2 separate regions of the Homo sapiens genome follow, and region 1 is linked to region 2. A link is a loop called in an ENCODE intact Hi-C map of the cell type or tissue named here. Cell type or tissue: heart right ventricle. All regions are shown on one strand. Links, peaks and the distances in the headings refer to the core of each region. The heading gives the core; the rest is flanking DNA. Region 1 has its middle 38 kb from the start of NEURL1B. Region 2 overlaps LOC105377727 (a long non-coding RNA gene).

Region 1 (5,373 bases), core at 284-5,283, 99 kb after region 2:
ATTGATTGTGGCGATGGTTACACAACTCTGAATATACTAAAAGCCATTCAACTGTACACTTTAAATGGGTGAATTTTACGGTATGATAATATTTCAATAAGGCTATTTAAAAACCAGGTAATTGAAGGGTAGGTAGAGTATGATTCTAAATATGTAAGGAAAACCACATACATGCAAATGATTGGGTAGGCATTAAATCTCTCTGGAAAGATGTCATCAACAAACTGTCAGCTGGGGATGCTCAAGGAGGGGCATTGAGTGGGAGGCACAGAGGGCCCCCTTTTCACTGTGAAGTACAGTATGTCAAATTTTCACCATGTGTCTTGTTTTTCTAATGGAAATATGCCCTGCATCTGGTCCTTGCTTGGGCTGGCCCAGCCCTCCTTGAGAAGCAGGCCTTGCTCCATGGGGGCTGATGTGTCTGCCTGAGCTCATGGGAGTGGTTCTGTCCAAGAGGGCAGGTCAAAAAGTCCTCCTTCCCAGGCCTGAAATAGATTCCTGTTCAAAACCTAGCAAAGCAACTATTTTTGGCTGCCTGGCCTACCAGAGGCGGGTCCGAGAGCCTGCTAGGGCACCATGCCCAGGCTCCCAGGATGGTCGCCCTAGGGACCATAATCAGTCCACCTCCCTGCCCAGGCTCTAAGCAGGCATTGTACCCTGCACCCATCGGATGAGATTTCAGGGGGCTCCTCTTTTAAGCCCAGTAGCAGGACTGGTCTGTACCCCAAGGGAACAATTCTGGAGCCAGTACATACTAGGTGCTGAGTACTGTGTTAGAGGTGCCAATTATGTTGTGTCTCTCCTAGTTGCCCAGTCAAGGAGGGGCTGTCATCATCATTTTACAGGTGGGGAAACAGGCTCCAAGATCCCACCCCTGGAGATGGGTCTCAAACTCAGGTCGGCTGCTTGACCCTACTACACCACTTGTATCATTCGAGAACCAAGTGACAAAAACCCTAACTAAAGCTGATGAAGATAATAGAGGAGATTCATTGATTTATTGATTCACATAGCTGAGAAGTCAAGAATGGGTGGGCTTCGGGTGAGGCTCGATCAGGACTCCAGCTCCATTTTTCAGTGGTTTTCTCAGCTCTACCCTCCTTTGTGTCTGTGAATTTCATCCTTTTTATTTTTATTTTATTTATTTATTTATTTATTTATTTATTTTTGAGATGGAGTCTTGCTCTGTTGCCCAGGCTGGAGTGCAGTGGCACGATCTCAGCTCACTGCAACCTCTGCCTCCCAGGTTCAAGCAGTTCTCCCTGCCTCAGCTGGGATTATAGGCACCCACCACCACACCCGGCTAATTTTTGTATTTTTTAGTAGAGACATGGTTTTGCCATGTTGGCCAGGCTGGTCTCAAACTCCTGACCTCAGGTGACCCGCCCGCCTCGGTCTCCCAGAGTGCTAGGATTACAGATGTGAGCCACCGCGCCTGGCCGAGCTTCATCCTTAAGATGATTTCTCTTAAAGTAGCCAGATGGCTTCTAACATGTCAGGGGGATCCTCATGCATCCTCAGCATATCCAGAGAGACAGCAAGAGTGTCCTGCCCCAGCATCCTGACCATCCTGCCAAGACTCTGAGATTCACTGTGATTGAATGGGTTTAGGCCACTCCTGCCCTTGAACAAAGTCCTGTAGCCAGGGCACAGGCCTGAAGGCAATAGGATCCAGCCCAGAGCTGGGTGGAAGCTCAGCCTTCCATGGAATATAGGGAATTTGGGGGAGCAGATGGGTTGCTGAATAAAAACTAGGAAGGGGAGAAAGTGCAGGTATGTTGTGCAGGCAGTCATTCAGACCCCCAACCTCCTCTTCTTAGTGAACTACATTAAGACATCATTCTGGGAATATTGCACTGAATACAATTATTTCCCAGTTTCTCATGTGTAAAATGGACGTGCAATTGGACCAGGCCTTTAAATCTAGGATGATTATTCATTTTTAATCAGTCACACTTTGGCTTGGGACACCATAAGAGTAGCTGGATTGGTTGATACCATCAGAATGCTTGCCTTTGTTCCCCAGACCCTAGCCTGACCCCACTGTGACCCCCTCCAGTCCCTGCTTGAGCTCCTCCTGTTACAACTTTGCCCCCATAAGAAGCAATCCAAGCCCTCTGTCCAGGCATCGTGATCTTTGGAGCTCTGCCTCCTGCCTGCTGTCCCAGCTACTGTCGCCAAAAAAGGAAGAATGGGTCCAGCCTGGACCTTGGGCTCATCTCAGGTCCCCAGTGGAGTCAGCATCCCCAAAACCACAGAGATCCCTCAACAGAAACAGGAACTGTCGGGAGAGGGACCCAGGACATGGTCACTTAAGGCCAAGTGTCAAATACCCACTCTACCCTATCCCAAGGCCCCCTGGTTGTGTTCCCTCGGGCAAGTCCCTTCACTCTCTGAGCCTCCATTTCTCCGTCTGTGAAATGGGAGCATTGATAACTGTCGCCCCGTGGGATAGCAGCAGGAGGTCTGTGTTCAGCAGACATCTTCCCCTCCTTGTCCTGCCAGAGTGGCGGGGCTGACGTGGCAACGGTTGCCTCACCCTCCTGTACTTCCCTCCCCTCCTCCCTTCTCCCTCTAGGCTTCCTTAGACGCCCCTCATCCTGGTGACCCCTTGCATGTGCCCAGTGTCCCTCCAGGCCCCCTCGGCCCACATGGAGGGCACTTTCCCAGCCCAGGCGACTCCGGGACAAATGGATTTTGGAAAGAGCCTAGCCCTGCCTCCTGCCAGTGCCTTGGAGAAGACAAAGAAACAGGGGTCAGGGAGGGGACAGGGAGGGGGCAGGCAAGCCCTGTCCCAGCAGCCTTGGGGCCCCTGGCCGGGCAGGGTTTCCGTGAGCGGTTCTCCATTGCTCCCAAAAATAACCAAGTGTGTATCTCGTCGGCCTCACGCCGCAGATGTTTAGGATAAACCTTCGTAAATCTCTGTTAGAAAAATGCTGAAAATCAGAGGAACGTGGCAATGGCCACAGACTCACAATTTCTCTCTCTCATCTCTGTTTCTAACTCCATCTCTCTTCTCTCTCCATCTCTGTCTCTCTGTGTTCTTTCTCTCTTGTTCTCTGAGTGTCGCCTTCTCTGTCTGTCTCACTATCCCTTTCATTTCTTCCTTTCCTCAGCTCTTTCCCCCGTTATTAAGCCATGAGAGAGGCCTCAGCCTACCAGACGCCCACGGAGCACATATTTTAATGCGCCTTCACAGTCTTCCAGAAAAACAGATGCAACATCTACGACATTCTTCCTGCTCGCTGCAACAGCAATTAAAGAGAGGATTGGGTGAGGGGGGAGGCCTGGGGAGAGGATGCGGGGAGAGGAGAAAAGAAAAGCTCCTTGTCGGGGCTGCTTCTCAACAAAGGGAGTCGACGGTGCACGGGGCTGCTTGTGTGACCGTCTAGCACTATGACATCTTTCTCCCGGAACGTCAGCTTGGGGAGGGTGGCTGGGCTGATGGTGGCTCGGTCAGCAAAGCCTGGCATTGGAGAGGCAGTCAGGGTAACCAGGGCCCAGGCTGGGGCTTTCTTTGCCAACATGATGTTGGGAGAGAGCACAGGATTCTGAGCCCTGCGTTCGGAGCCAGGCTACTTGGGCCTATTGGAACCCAGGCAGCTTCAACCCATTCACTCCCTCACTCATTTGTTCATTCGACAAGCATGTGCAAAATCTACAGCTGTGTGGCAGGACCACGGGGTAAATCATTACAGCACAATACGAGGGCGAGTGTGAACAAGGGTCACCTGGTGGTCCCAGTGGCCCTTCCAGGGGAGATGGCTCAAGTCTGAAGGGTGAGAAAGGCTTAGGTGAACGGGGTGGGATGGGCAGGAGTCTCCATGAGGAACTGAACTCCCACAGAGAGCACTGCAATTTACAAATGAGAAAACCAAGGATGCCCAAGAAGCTGAGAACCCAATGAGTTTGCACAGGATGGCAGAAGACCTTCAAGAAGGTATGGAAGGTTGTCCAGACCCCAGCATCATCCGTGCTGCCATCAACCAGAGCTCAGCCTCAGACGCCAACAGGGGAAGACAGAGGCCATAAGTAAGTGAGGCTCACCAGCCAGGGACCAGCACAGAACTCAAGGATGTATGCCCGTCAATGAGGGTACCAAAGATTGCCATGTGTGACTGATTGCCCAAGTTTTCATGAGAAGATCAGATATGCAGACTTTTTTAAAAAAAGGTGAAATATTATTTTCAAATGATGGTGACTTAGTTACTCTTTAAAATATTGATGGGCCAAGCTAAATCCATCGGCAGGGCATGTGGGGTCCTCGGCTGCTGTTTGTTAACCTTTGGTTCATTCTGAAGTACCACGTGACAGCAGGCTCCACCTAAGCCCAGCATTTAGTAAGAGGCAGGCCTGATCTTCGTGGTCCCTCCAGAAGCCTTGTTTCCAGAGGGCATGTCAGTACCCACTTGAGCAAACTCAGGCCCCAGCACCCTGGCAAAGTCGATAGGCCTTGCCTTCTGCTTTCAGCCTTGGGCTTGAATCCTAACCCTGATGCTAAATAGTTGTGAAATCCTGAGCAAGTCCCGTATTTCTTTATCCTTCACCTGATTCCAAAGAGTGTTTAAGGTTCTTCTATGAACACATTAGCAATGCAAAATGTGGCCAGGTGCAGTCACTCAGGCCTGTAATCCCAGCACTTTGGCAGGTGGATTGCTTGAGCTCAGGAGTTCGAGATCATCCTGGGCAACATGGCGAGAACTCATCTCTACAAAAAATGCAAAAATACCAAAAAAAAATTATCCAGGCATGATGGTGCACACCTGTAGACCCAGCTACTAGGGAGGCTGAGGTGGGAGAATCACTTGAGCCTGGGAAGTCGAAGCTGCAGTGAGCTGTGATTGAGCCACTGCACTCCAGCCTGGGTGACAGAGAGTGAGACCCTGTCTCAAAAAAGGAAAAAAAAAAGGGAAAATGTTATATAGATAAATAGAATCAAGCAGGAGGTCAGAATCTTTGGAAAATAAGAGACACCAAGTAATGGAAACAAAGGTAAAGTTTGTCTACAGAGCACAGGTTCTAATGACCCTGTACCACGACTAGAGTTGGACCTAAAACATTACCTTGGGATTCCCAGCAGCCAAAGCAAAGAAGGAATCATGTTTTTGTGATTTATTGTCCTTGAAAATAAAAACATACCAGTTGATCAGAGAAGCAGTTTTCCTGGTATTGGGCTTGAGATAAAATTACTTAATGGCTCTCCCTAAAAAGACATTTGTGTGATATAATAAATAATAATTCTATGTGCTAGTAAAAAAATTTCAATTTCCTATAGCTATTTCTTTAATGTCCTTCTATACAGGCTGATGATGTAATATCAAAACAGATCAAGTAACAATGGAGTGAGACTGAAGAATGCAGTTCTCCATTGCT
Region 2 (5,373 bases), core at 299-5,298:
CTCCTTGTCTTCCCACTACACTACAATGCCTGGCCAGGCTCTAGAAGGATCTGGCGGGTTAAGTGAAGCGTGGGTAGGTGGTGGGATGGGAGCGTGGTGCAGCAGCTGAGAGTGATCCCAGGATCCCCTCTGAGGACCATTTAAACTTGCCAACAACCCTACTAGACAAGCAGAAGACATAGTGCTATCTTCCCCATTCCCTCACGGATTAATTAATTAATTCATTCATTCATTCATTTCTCCATATAGCCAGTCATTAACATTTTAGTGAGAACTAGTCCTTCCCAGGCCTTATGCTGAGAACTACGGACATCAAAATGAGTGGGTCACAGTGTCTGCACCCAAAGAGCTTACAGTCTAGCAAGAGAGAAAGACCCACAAACTGAGGTAGACAACTGAATGCTGGGATTGAAGATGAACATAGAGCCTAGAGCCCAGAGGAGGTGACATTGCAGGGCAGGGGAGTCTCGGAACATGTATGGGCATTTTCCACGTGTGGAGTGGGGCTGAAAGGGACAGCACGTGGTAAGGACCAAGGGGAAGAAAGCACAGTGGGTTTGGATAACAGCTAGGGCTTGGAGTGATTGATGGGGTGCACATGCAGAGGGAAGAGGTTATGGATGGAGAGATGGTTTGGGAAGAGTCAGACCATGAGGCATTGTGACAGAGACTGGACACCATCTTGTAAGCCACAGAATTAAGCAGGGCAGCGGAGTAGTCAGGCCGATCTGGACTTTGAAGCGACCACCCTGGGGGACCTGGGAGGAAGGGTGGGGACTGGAGAAAGAGGCCCTTTGTTCATCCTAGGGCACTCTCCAGTGCCTTGGGGTCTTCCAGGGTCTTGTTTGTGCCACTCCCCCCAACTTATTTTGTGTGTGTGTGTGTGTGTGTGAGACAGAGTCTTGCACTGTCGGCCAGGCTGGAGTGCAGTGGCGTGATCTTGGCTCACTGCAACCTCTGCTTCCCGGGTTCAAGCGATTCTCCTGCCTCAGCCTCTTGAATAACTGGAATTACAGGTGCCCACCATCACACCCAGCTAATTTTTTTGTATTTTTAGTAGAGACGGGGTATCTCCATGTTGGCCAGGATGGTCTTGAACTCCTGACCTCATGATTCGCCCGCCTCGACCTCCTAAAGTGCTGGGATTACAGGCATGAGCCATCGTGCCCGGCCACTCCCCTACTTTTGTGTTGAAAAATTTTGAGATAATTGCAGATTCACAGTCATAAGAAATGACTCAGAGAGACTGCTTGTGCTTTGTGCCTATTTCGCCCCAATGGTCACATTTTGTAAAATGATTCCTTTGCCGCTTTTGAGGAGGAGGTGGTGGGGGGGGGTGGGCACCAGTATGTTGAAGGAGAAATGCCCAGAGAGCTCTGGTGAGAGTTGCCTCCTTCCCCATCACCCTCCCTCTCTCTGTGAGCCAAGACTGTTTCATAGGTGTATCATGGAACAAGTTTGGGAAGCCTGGTATACGCAACTCACAAGTTCATCCTATCAACCCCCTACCAATCCCTTTGCCATCTTCTCACAGGAGCCCAGGCCACTTCCCTAGGGCACCACCCTTGACATGGCCCCATCCAACACACAGTGGATGTAGCTGAGAAGATCAACTGACCAACAGAGGTCAAGTTCCCCTTACACCATCTGTCTGGTTGTGGCGCTGGCTGGTAGGTGCCTGTTCAGCCGAGAACTACATTTCCCAGTACTCCTTGCTTCCCACATGACTAGTTTTCAGCAATGCAGTGTGAGCAGAGGGATCCAGGTGCTGTCAGGATGAGGGGTTAAGTAGTGGCTATGCCATCTTCTCTTTCTTCTCCCAGTTGGCTGTTTGGATGACACCAGGACAACCTTGGGGCCACAGGATGGTAGAGGATCCTCAAGATAGAAGCGGCCTGTGTCTCAGGGCAACCGTTGGAGGAAAACCACCCATGAGAGCCACAAGCCAGGAACACAGCATTAGACTTTGTATGAGGGAGAAATAAACATACGTAAAGGCTTCAAATATACAAAAGAAGCAGAGAGCACACTATAATAACTCATCCTAGCCATCTATCATTCCGTTTCCAGAAATTATCAACATTTTTCCAAGTCTTCTTTAATACACCACTCAACTACCCCCACCACCCCCCGCACTCTTTTTTCTGTTTTGTTTTGTTTTTTGACAGAGTCTCTTTCTGTCACCAGGCTGGAGTGCAGTGGTGCCATCTCGGCTCACTGCAACCTCCGCCTCCCGGGTTCAAGCGATTCTCCTGTCTCAGCCTCCCGAGTAGCTGGGATTACAGGCACGCACCACCACGCCCAGCTAATTTTTGTAGTTTTAGTAGAGACAGGGTTTCACCATGTTGGCCAGGATGGTCTCGATCTCTTGACCTTATGATCCTCCCACCTTGGCCTCCCAAAGTGCTGGGATTACAGGCGTGAGCCACCGCGCCTGGCCTCTGACCCCATTTTAAATTGTTTGCTGGAGTATTGTAAAGTAATTACCAGACATCATGCACAAGGGCAAACAAAATCAAAAGGTAAACACCCTTTATCATGCTAAGCCACCGAGATGAGGGGCCGTTCACCACAGCAGTTAGACAGCCCTGACTGATGTGGTGGACTCTCTGTACCCAGCTGTGGAATTGGACATAACGGGCCTGTTCTCCTGGGCTGTGCAGTGTGCAAAGGAATGCGTCTGGGCCCAAAGCAGCAAGGCTGCCGAGCCTTCCAGCCCTCTGAGAAGGAGTTCTCTTTGTTCTTCTGGCCCAGCTGCACCCAGCCCCTACCGCCCACTTCTTCCTCCTTCCAGGCTGGGGCTGCCCAGAGGAGAAGCAGACGCAAGGTGGGATGAGAAACAGAGTGTTTTGCAGACCAAGTCTGGCTTGGGCTGGGCTGGGTGTGGCGGGGTGAGGCCGTGCTAGAACACAGAGAGCAGGCAGAAGGCATGGATATTGGAAAGTCAGGGCCTAGAGCAGGGGCTGGAGCCAGGGGAGCAAAACCTTTTTTTGCCTTTTGGCTTGGCTTGTGTTCATGACCCTGAAGCTCAGAAGCTGGATGGAGCTTTGTGGTCAGAACCTCCAGAAAGCTTGAGTCCATTGAAGAAGTCATTACTGAGCACGAGTAGGGCAGCTCTGTGCTGTGGGCTGAATGCTGGCTTAGCTACTCTTCCCAGCCTTGTGACCTCAGATAGGCCCCCTCAACCCTCTGAGCCACAGGCTCCCTGTATTGAAAGTGAGGATGAGAATATCAATTTTACCTGGTCCTGGGGAAATTAGACTTGATGTACAGAGAAAGCCTGACACGCAGTAGGTTCTCAATGACTCATAGCCATTGCTATTGATCTCTGTTAACAACATGACACAAGTATAGGAGTGCAAATTTGCATCCATCCACAGAATGGACCAGGGCCCCAGGATGCTGGGCCTCACCCTCTTGGGAGCTGTTTTCAGAGGAGGAGAAACAGAAAATGCAGGGAGCCAAAGGGCTTGCCCTGGGAGCGGCCAGGTCTAGTTTTGTATGTCAGAGGAGCAAGGGTGGGTGGAATCCTGCAGTTCAGGGACTCTTTCCTGGAAGGGGCTGGATTGGCAACAAAAGACTCCCTCCCTTGGAAAGTAGCCTCACAGCTGTCAGGAAAAAACAGCTGTGTGGCTTCCTTTCAAAGAAGTGAGACCTCAGTCCTATGGGGAAACAGAGCAAGACATGATGGAAAACAGGAACTCCCAGGCCGGTTCTCTAGCAGGGGATGGATGTGGTTCAAAGCCCAGCTCTGCTGCTTGCTGGCTGTGTGACCTTGGGCAAGTTACTTCACCTCTCTGAGCCTTAGTAACATCATGTTTTAAATGGGATAATGATGCTCATCTCACAAGGCTATTGGGAGAAGAGGAAAAGATATTAAATCGAAAATGCCTTGCTCAGTGCCTGGTACCCTGGAAGCACTTAATAAATCATCATTGTAAATCACTCACCCCTAGGGCTTAAAATGAACCCGTTTCTTCTCTTAAGAGACTTTAAATATGGGCGACTCCATCGTCTCTTGTTTACCCTGCATCGACTCCCTAGATGGGCTTGTCCTCTTCCACAGCATTAAACACTGTTCCATGACATCGGCTCTGGAGTCGGCATTTGAAACCAGACACCCTTGCCATTGCTGGTCACAGATTCTTGATATTACCCTAAATGGCACCCCCACCCCCAGCCCTTCCCATTTTGGGAAAGGACCTCCATTCAGCTGTAAGATCTTTTTTGTGTGTGTGTGAGTACATAGTAGATATATATATGTTGATGGGGTACAGGAGATGTTTTGATACAGGCATGCGATGTGAAATAACCACGTCATGGGGAATGGGGTATCCATCCCCTCAAGCATTTATCCTTTGAGTTACAATTCAATTACACTCTAACTTATTCTAAAATGTACAATTAAGTTACTACGGCTATAGTCACTCTATTGTGCTATCAAATAGTAGGTCTTATTCACCCTTTCTATTTTTGTTGCACCCGGTTAAAAGATCTTGATTATTGTCTTTCCCCCAAGCCCCCAAGTCCAACCCACCAGGAGGTCCTGATGGCTCCATCATCAGCATGTATCTCCCATCTCACCCATCCCCACCTCCACTGCCGCCGCAACGGTCCACCCCCACCCCCAATGCTCCTGGCTCTCTGCTGCTCAGACCCCTCCCCACGCTCCCTGCTCTCACTCTCGCCCCTTCTACAGTCAGCTCTCCACACAGAAGCCTCACCTTTTTCTTTTAATTTTTAACAGAAATCCTAGACTTACAGAAAAATGGCAATAGTACAAAGCCTTCCCACACAGCCTTCCCTCTACTCCCTGCATTTGCTTGTCTCTTTCTATCTACAGATGTATTTTTTCTAGAACATTAGAGTCAGTTGCAAACATGATGCCCCTTTACCCCTAAATACTCTAGTGGGACATTTCGACACACAAAGACACTCACATGACTGCAGCACGGTGATCAAAAGCAGCGCTTGTGACACGGTCTAGGTAGCAGACCTGCAGCCCTGTTCACTGCTGCCTGTCTCCCAGAAGGAGCGTCTGGCTCACACATCACCTTCTGTCCTCCTGCCTCTTCAGTCTCCTTTACCTGGGAGCAGTACCTTCATCTGTCTTCACCTGTCACAACCTTGGCATTTTGAATACAGTCCAATGATTTTACAGCACTTCCCTCCATCTCGGCTTGTCTAATATTTCCTCACACGGTGAGCTTTTAAAAGGTATGGGGGTCAGGCACGGCAGCTCACGCCTGTAATCCCAGGACTTTGGGAAGCCGAGGCAGGTGGATCACTTGAGGTCAGCAGTTCGACACCAGCTTGGCTAACATGGTGAAACCCTGTCTCTACTAAAAATAGAAAAAATTACCAGGCATGGTG

What was found. Hi-C counts contacts between places; a loop is a spot of excess contacts. Peaks named below come from ENCODE experiments on the same cell type or tissue, not always from the same donor. Only the 100,000 strongest peaks of a DNase experiment are listed, where the experiment ranks them.
Region 1: it touches region 2 in a loop (2.9-fold over the local background); 4 of 110 quality-filtered maps call a loop at or near these places.

What each region holds. Positions count from the first base shown.
Region 1 is chr5:172,600,318-172,605,690 of GRCh38, forward strand. No RefSeq gene overlaps it. Among named protein-coding and RNA genes, the nearest start is that of NEURL1B, 38 kb to the right of the region's middle. RefSeq lists an enhancer at 2,190-2,768. In heart right ventricle, for the core only: no CTCF peak of the experiment used is centred there; a DNase peak (open chromatin) is centred at 3,359; H3K27ac peaks cover 5,000 bases.
Region 2 is chr5:172,501,434-172,506,806 of GRCh38, forward strand. All of the region lies in intron 1 of LOC105377727 (a long non-coding RNA gene), which reads left to right. It also overlaps LOC107984004. Among named protein-coding and RNA genes, the nearest start is that of SH3PXD2B, 50 kb to the left of the region's middle. In heart right ventricle, for the core only: no CTCF peak of the experiment used is centred there; DNase peaks (open chromatin) are centred at 1,758, 2,808 and 3,568; H3K27ac peaks cover 4,177 bases.